Linked DNA regions of Homo sapiens: region 2 is linked to region 1. Evidence: chromatin contacts called from ENCODE Hi-C or POLR2A ChIA-PET data. All regions are on one chromosome and are shown on one strand. Each heading gives the region's core, a stretch centred on a gene start or an enhancer-like site at or near the end of the contact. The rest is flanking DNA. Distances are from core to core; before and after follow the strand shown.

What was found. A loop is a pair of places that touch in the nucleus more often than their neighbours do. ChIA-PET counts read pairs that join two places held with the same protein, here RNA polymerase II (POLR2A). Pooled maps may share reads with other maps.
Region 2: a map of gastrocnemius medialis shows a loop between it and region 1 (2.4-fold over the local background). The contact joins two enhancer-like sites. A Hi-C loop is called at or near these places in 1 of 168 maps with a recorded cell type or tissue (gastrocnemius medialis) and 1 of 50 pooled maps. POLR2A ChIA-PET finds 5 or more read pairs at or near these places in 1 of 52 experiments (activated CD4-positive, alpha-beta T cell).

The regions. Positions count from the first base shown.
Region 1 is chr21:15,119,287-15,123,390 of GRCh38, reverse strand. It overlaps LOC107985483 (a long non-coding RNA gene), which reads left to right. Exons shown (of 4, transcript XR_001755094.2): 2 at 1-1,033. Among named protein-coding and RNA genes, the nearest start is that of LINC02920, 54 kb to the right of the region's middle. RefSeq lists a silencer at 789-1,083 and an enhancer at 1,660-2,176. Within about 2 kb of position 1,695, at least 11 of the 41 ENCODE cell types and tissues checked have a DNase peak (open chromatin) inside an H3K27ac peak, as active enhancers do.
Region 2 is chr21:15,288,316-15,292,419 of GRCh38, reverse strand. No RefSeq gene overlaps it. Among named protein-coding and RNA genes, the nearest start is that of LINC02920, 220 kb to the right of the region's middle. RefSeq lists an enhancer at 1,433-1,962. Within about 2 kb of position 1,704, at least 2 of the 41 ENCODE cell types and tissues checked have a DNase peak (open chromatin) inside an H3K27ac peak, as active enhancers do.

The DNA.
Region 1 (4,104 bases), core at 446-2,945:
TAATTTTACATTTAATAGAGATGATTTTATTTTTTAATGTTAGTAAAATCAGAATCTTATTAAATTGTAAAAGTGAATAAAACTTTTATAACTTTTGGATTTTCTTTGTGGGTTCTATTTGCTGTTTAAAATGCTGTTGCTTCAATCCCTTTAGATTAGGTTCAATTTTATGGTGCTCACTTCTTTTCTTTTAGACATATCTCAATTGTTTGAAAAAATGTAGCATTTTTATGGCAAGCTGTTTAATACATCCATTTTCACATTAGCTCTCATGGTTTTAACCAAATGCTAGTGGTTTGTTATTTTTCTTATCAACAAGGAATTGAGGATGCTTGATTTAAGATATATAATAGCTATCATTTTATGAAGCGTTTACTGTATGCCTGGTCCTGGGTTATGCTCCACGTGCTATCATTTAATCCTTAAAACAGCCCTGAGGCACTACTATTATTTCTATTTTATATTATAGATGAGAAAACAGAGCCTTTGAAATTTAAGTTATTTGACTGATGTCCCACAGCTAGTAAATGGCACAGCTATCATTAAAACCCAAGTCTTACTGCCTCCAAAGCCACTCTCTTATAGACTGCAACTTTAACCTGTTTCATAATTGATTCTTAAGTTTCTAGTTCTATGACCTTCACTGTGCCTAGCTAAGCCATCACAGACCATGTGCTATTACTATCCCTCAAACATCTCAAACATCAGCCAGCCTGTGGGCATATATATTTAAGCAAGTTGGAAACAGCCAAGTTGGGTACCCCTTAACAGGCATGTTCCTCATGCCTTATTTGAGGTTGATAAATCACCAATATCTTTATCAACTTAAATGATTGCAATGTCCTCTCCAAAAGAGATGACCTTACTAAGTGTCATTTCTTGGTAAATAAAGCTCTGCTGCTGTTGACTTTTGATTCATCATCACACTGATATTTAGTGTCAGTGAGGAGTATGCTGGACGGGGCCGCAGTCTTGAGCTCTTACAAAAGGAAACAGGTGGCTGGTCACTTTGGACATATTCCCTCTGGCAGAGGTAGGGAAACTGCAACTTGTACTTAGCATTTTAATTGAGGTTGGCGGTCGGCAGAACTATTACACTTTTCTCTTTAAAACTCTTTTCAAATGAGTAGAAACCAAAATAGAAAATATTATAACTTTTTCCTGTGTCATGTACATTTAACTTCTTCTGATGAGGCTTCCCTTTTTTTACTCAAAAATAGCATTCCCATGCTCTTGAGCTAATAGTCATCAAAACTAATGCACACAGGTGTTTAGCAGATCAGGGAGAGTAGATGTTTTTGTTAACTTTTTAAACAACTTCCCCCCACAATCACAAAGCTCTCCAAATAGAATCTGCTGACTTCAATGGCAGGGTCAGTGTTACAGTGACTCATTGCCAGATAGAACAAACAAGCTCAACAAAGCCTGCTTCAAGATGTAAATGCTGTTTCCTTGCTGCTGGGAAAAGCTCTGTTTTTCACAAAATAGAGCTAAAAAGTCTGTATTTGGATCCTGCTGAGTCTCAGATATCCCTGGGTCTCAAGAAATCCCTACACCCTCTAACAACTGTTTCCCCACCATTCCTCTCCCAACTCCTAGAGTGCACCAGATGCATTCAGTTCCTCAGTGAAAACGCTCCTGAACCTGATCCAGTCCTGCTCTAACCCACGCCACTTCCCAGAAGCCAGCCTTGCCAAGGTCTCCAGTAACATACTCACTGCCAAAACGCAATGGCACTTCTCCATCTTGATGCTCCTTGACCTATGTACAGAATTTGACACGGCTGATAACCAATTATACAACTCTCTCTTCTTGGCTTCTGAGCCTCTTTCCTCATTTAGTCTCTGCCTCTCATCTCATGTGCTTTCGAGGCCCTTCCACCCCTCATTCCATTGGGCTTCCGCTTTCCATGGGGCTACCCCCATTGCCTTGCCACTTAGCTGTTTACTGCATGGCTGCCTCACTGACTGCAGAGGCCATGCTTCACTCATGTTAGAACCCCATTGCCTAGAGAGTGTTTGCAAAATAGCATGGACTCAAAAAAAAAGTTGAATGAATGCACATATCCCATAGGTCAATTTCTCTATTCACCTCAGACCTGCACTTGCATCTGGCTGTGAGACAAGTTGCATGACCAACTCCTATTACACAGAAATTTTTCCTCTGTCTTTAACTTTTACCACCTCCAAATTCTACATGTCGGCAAAGAACACATAAATAATGAAGCTCCCAAATAAAACTCCTCATGACGCTTGGTTGTTTTTCAATTTCTATTTACAGTTCCCAATTAAATCTGTTTTTTTCACTCATGACATTTTTTGAATCTGACTTGCCTTCCTTTCAACACTTCGATGGATTTTTGCAATATTTGTGCAGAATAATTTTTTAAAGTACTCTGTGTTCAACTGGTATTTTGTATGGTAACTATTTGTTCTGATGTATAGCAAAGAGTAGCCAATTAATATTTGTTGAGTGATAGCTGTACAAAAGAATTTGTGTATTATTGCTTAATTTGATCATTAAGGTGGTCCAACAAGTGAATTTGTTGTTTCATTGTCTGTTTATTTTTTGTCATTTTCATGACCAAATCATACTAACTTGGAGGATATAATTGGAAGTAAGGCAATGTATTATTGCAATGTATTATTTCAATGTAACATTACAATTTGACTTGTTAAACTGTGAATTTTGTCTTATGATGGTTTATGTGTAATCCTCATTCCCTGTTTGGATATGAATCTCCCTAGAATCCCAAGTTACAGCATTTATTTCCTGTAAGTGTTCAGTTCTTCTGCCAAAGTTATCTTTTTCACCTGTCATTTTGTGTATGCCAGATTTTTTTGAGGCCATATAATTTTTTTAATTTGCCCTATAATTCATATGTTAGATTCTCTCACTCAATTGCAAAGTATTCCATTATAATATTTTTAATGCCATACTATAACCATTTTCTCCCTTCTTCTTGAATACCCTCTGAATGAATCACAGTCATGTCTGCTGATGTACAACAATTCCATTTATGCTTACTCCCCTCTTCCTATGGCTATTTCACTTTACATCTTCTCCCATTGGATGGATGGATAGATAGATAGATGATAGATAGATAGATAGATAGATAGATAGACAGATAGATAGATAGATTCACTTGTCATATATATTTAAGAATTTTTCAATATATTATGTTAGCATCGAGAACTTACTTCATAATAAGAGTTAAGGTATTTTCTTTCTATCCTCTCATTATAAGTATATATCTTCCACATTTGTAATGGACCAAAAGTACTTATATTTGAACATTATTTTATTTGTGGTTTACAACATTTTCATGCATTTGTCTGTATCATTGTCATTAGCCCCTTATTTTAAGCTCCTAAAAAGAATTAATAATTTGTTAAACATATCCTAAACATTGTCTAGCACTGTACTATGGGGATATAGGCAATTAAAACATTATTTCTGAGCCTACTAACAAATTGTCTAAAACTATGTATATATCTAAAACTATGTAAGTATCTGAAACTATAAAAATCCATTCTTCCATGTTTCACTGGCATATTTATTCAACCTTGCTAGAGGGAGTAACATATAAAAATGGACCCCTTTCATTATTCAACGGATCTTGTTAGATCAATAGTATTTCCCACTTAGTAAAATGTGATGTCTCATGATTTTTCATAGCAATCTGTATAATTGGAAGAGATTCACTTGATTAACATAGAAGAGTGTAAGTCATGTGAGACATCATAATGAGATACCCGAGAAATCTCTGTTGATATTTCTAACCCATCTGAGTTTCCAAAATACATAATTTTAGGAAACGAAAGAGAACACTTTAAAAAAAAATCCTCCTGATGCTTATTGTTTCTTCTAGTTGATTATTTCAGTTATAAACCACATACATTCCAAATTTCTTTCTGCTTGCTACAGCCACACTCTTTTGCCCAACATTTTAAATCTTTGATAAAATATAAATGAGCAACAGCTTCCTGCAAACCACAAATTCTCCTTCTTGTTTTGCTTTGTCTAAATGTTCTTTTTGAATGCCCAAAGGACTTTCTCTTCCTGCTTGGCACAGTCCTAAATTAGTTTCAATCACATTATTCT
Region 2 (4,104 bases), core at 455-2,954, 170 kb before region 1:
TTTCTGCAATATAATTCTGCATGCATTTTGAAATTACTCTGTCTGGGCATCCCTCTCCGGCCTGCTTATTTTGTCCCCAGGCTTTTGCTCTACTACTAATAACCCTCAGAAAGTCTCTTCTCTGTTGAGCACAGTGGGCTGCCCATAACCACTGGTGATTCCTCTAGTTGGGGCCCAGAAGTCCAAGTCCTGGTATGTCTCATCACTTGGTAGCGGGGCTAGGCATGGCCACTTGAGGACAAAGGACTCCATTACTGCCCCGAGATGATTGCTCAAAAAGCTGTCTCTTCTGTGTTCTACTGTTCTTGCTATGACTGCAGCTGGCAGTAAAAAGGTCAAGGTCTGTGATTATACTGCCTCCTAGCCCGCTTCTCCGTAACCAGGTGTATTGGATACCATTGGTGTTCCTTCACATCTCTGTTGCCAGTTTTTTATGCCATTCCCAGCTCTGTGATCTACTAACTGCTTGCACCTGCAGTTTTTCAGTGGCCTGCTCTTGAGTGCCAGAAGCAAAGCTGGAAGTATCTGGAGTTTACAAATCCTCATTCCTATCCACCTTTCCCAGCCTGTAGCCAATGACTAACTGCTGCTGCAAGCAGATGCAATTCAAGCCCATTTGCCTCAAGGCAGGGCAATGTCTGAGGTGGAATATACACTCTAGACTTCCCCAGAGGGTAGAGCCAGGCTGGGACTTTACCTGAAATTACACCCTTTCTTGGCTTTTTTCCCCTCATGTAACCTGCTTCTCCTGTACCCTTTCCTATTTCCTCTCCATAAACCACTTACATGCAAATCCTCTCACATCAGAATTTGTATTGTGGACACTCAACCTAGAATTCTAGATTAATACCATGCCTGGAAGTCCCTGGTCGTGAGGAAGTAAGATGTTTCTCCAATCCCCAGATCAAACACATACCTTATTGCTTGTCCCATATTGAAAAAATTCCCAAGATGTTTGACAATGATCACATTTTTTTCTTTTTCAGGGAGAAAAGTGTGGCTTTGCCTCAAGGCACCAACAAGGTGATTACAAAATAGACTGATATTAGTATTTTCAATATCTGTATTATACAATCCATGGTCATGAAACTTTTTTCAGAGTTTGAGCTGGGGTGGAGGGGAGAGGCTAACGGTACACAAATATTGCAGAAGAAAAGATTATCATAAGAATTCCAATATGATTGGAGGAGAGTACATGCAGCTATGAATAGTAGAAGATGAGAATCCAGATGCTGGTGGACTTTACACCACACTAAACAGTTTGACCTGTATCCTACAAACATCAGGGGTGTTTAAATGAGGTAGAGATAGGAAGCAGTGCATTCTTTTTATTAATAAAAGATAAAGGTCAGAATGGACTGAAGGAAATGACAACGGGAGATGACTGGACATACAGATTGAGAAGTCATCTGCACGTGGAAATATAGCTCATAATATAAGATAAAGCTGTTGATAAAAATGGGATCATGTACGGCTGCTGTAAAAGAAAAGAAATGAAGATCAAGGATCGTACCTTTATATACTGAGGGAACACCCACACAATGCAATAGGTGAGCCCATTGAAAGGCGGAAAAGCAAATAGAAACTAGAAGAGATTAGTGATGGCAGCGGTGGCCCGTCTAGAGCAGCTGCTGCCATGACTCCAGCTGCACTCGGGGAGGCGTGGCTAGGGCTCTGTGCTGCGTGTAGCCGGTGGGAGCCGGGACAGAAGCCCCACCCCCTTCTCAGTTGACAGGGTGGAAGCTTCGCACTCCTTGGGCGCAGCTGCAGACCCAGGCCTCCCTGTACTCTTAGGGGCCGGGAGCAGGCAGGAGCCCCACCCTACAGGGTGCAGCTGAAGCTGCCCAAGCTGTGGCTGTGGACCTTGGCATCTCTGCACTCTCAGGCCCGGGAAGGTCCCCTGCTCCTGCAGGCTCGGAAGTGTGTGCTCCCGCTGCCTGGCCTTTCCTTGCTCCCAGCGCCGACTCCGATCTCAGAGCAAAGTTGAGGCCAACCCTGGGCACTGTCACAACCCGGCTGGGTGTGTGCTCTTTAGAGGCAATGCTGACACGCCAGCCCCCTGCTGCCTCAGGCCCCCCCAGACTTCGGGCCCCGATGAGCACAGGAGGGAGGCTGAGGTGATGCTGAGGGTAGCTCGTCACTGGCCTGCAGGCTCCCCTCAGCACGAACAGCCTGGGCACCATGAACAGCAGCCGGAGGCAGACAGGCTCCTGGGCAGAAAGGGGCAGGTCCCCCGTGAAACCCCACCTTCAAGCAAGGAAGGCCTGAAGCCTGGGGGCAGGACTGCCTGTCCCACAGAGGAAGTGGTAACCTATGGTGCTTTGTCTGGGCCCATCTACGGCTGCCCATGGACTGATCAGCATGCACTTCCTCCCTCTGAAGCCCGTAACCGCCTCCACCCCGACCCACCCACTCAGCCAGACTCGGAGAGTTGATGGGACCACCAACTGCAGAGAGGAATTACCCACCCTAAGGTCTCCTATCTACTGAGAGCTCGACACTTGTCAGGACACCCTGTCTGCGGAGAGGAGCTAAACACCACAGGAGCTGCCCACTGTGGGTCTCCTCTGAGCTATTCTGTTGCTCAATAAAACTCTTCTTTGCCTTGCTCACCCTTCATTTGTCTACATACCTCATTCTTCCTGGACACAGGACGAGAACTCAGGAACCACCGAACAGAGGGGCTAAAAGAGCTGTAACACAAACAGGACTGAAACATGTCCCTTGCTCATCATGTAGCAGGTGACAAGAAGAAGAGAAGAGAGAAGGAGAGAAGACTTGCAGTCCTTCAGGGAGCCCAGACCTAGGACGTCCCCAGGCCAGGGCTGTGACACCCTCTTTGGGGCTCCGCGGTTCCTGCCATCTCCAAGCTTCTGGGTACCACCACTGTCCCCGGTGCCAGCTATGGAAGCTGCTTGCAATACACCTGGTCAAGCCGCAACCTTGCAGGGAGCCGGCACCCGTGCTGGCACCGGGAGCTGCGTGCCCAGCCACAGCCAGCATTCCTGACTTGTGCGCAGTGCCCGGACCCCACGCTTGCTCATGCACCCCTCACCGCTCTGTGCCTGGCTCATCCTTGGCAGGCATGGGATCCAGGCTGGTAGTGTGAGCTGAGTGCAGCCTGCCAGGCCAAGTGGGTGGAGCAAGCCCAGCAGGCCCAAGCAAAACTTGGGCAAAGGTGCCACTGGCCACAGAAGTTCCCGGCTGGTGAAGTGATGCCCAAGAATCTCGTGACATTAGTACCACAGAATTCCTACAAGAAATAATATCAAGCATCAAATACTGTAGGGAAATTAAGCAATGTGACCAAAAGCAAAAGATTTGGTGATGAGAATGTCATTTGTGGCTAAAGGGAGAACAGTCTTCTTAGGGTGAAGAGAAAGAACACTAGATTGTAATAAGTGAAGGACTGTTTGAAACTCGAGAATATACAGCCAGTAAGTGTGTTCTTTTTTTCTTTTTTTTTAACCTCCCCTCACCCCCTGACAGAGGAATTAATAAGTTGCTTAAATAGGATGTAGGGATAAAATAACATATTTTTGAGGGTGAGGAAGACTCGGGCATATCAGTATAACTCTGGAGGAGGGTTTCAGAAGAAAAACGAAATGTGGAATATTTACAAAAAGGGGACCTAAGTGGTGATCAAGGTCCTAGAGTATGGGGGAAGGATGTTATATCAGTCAGGGTTCCTCAGAGAAGCAGAACCAAAAGGATGTGTATAGGAAGAGATCTGTTATGAGGAATTGGCTCACTCAATTATGAAGGCTGAGAAGTCCCATGATCTGCCAACTGCAAGCTGAATCCCCGGGAAAGCCAGTGGCTAATTTCCGTCTGAGTCTGAAGGCCTGAGATTCAGGGGAGCCGGTGGTGTAAATCTCAGTCCATGGTGTCCCAGCTCAAGCAGGCAGGCCAGAAGCAAAAAGCGACAAATTGCCCCTTCTTTCCCCTTTTATGCTATTCAGGCCCTCAATGGATTGGATGATGCCCACATATATTGGGAAGGGTGATATTTACTGAAGCCACTGATTCAAATGCCAATATCACCTGGAAATTCCCTTTCAGACACACCCAGAAATAACGTTTGAGCACCCCTTGACCTAGTCA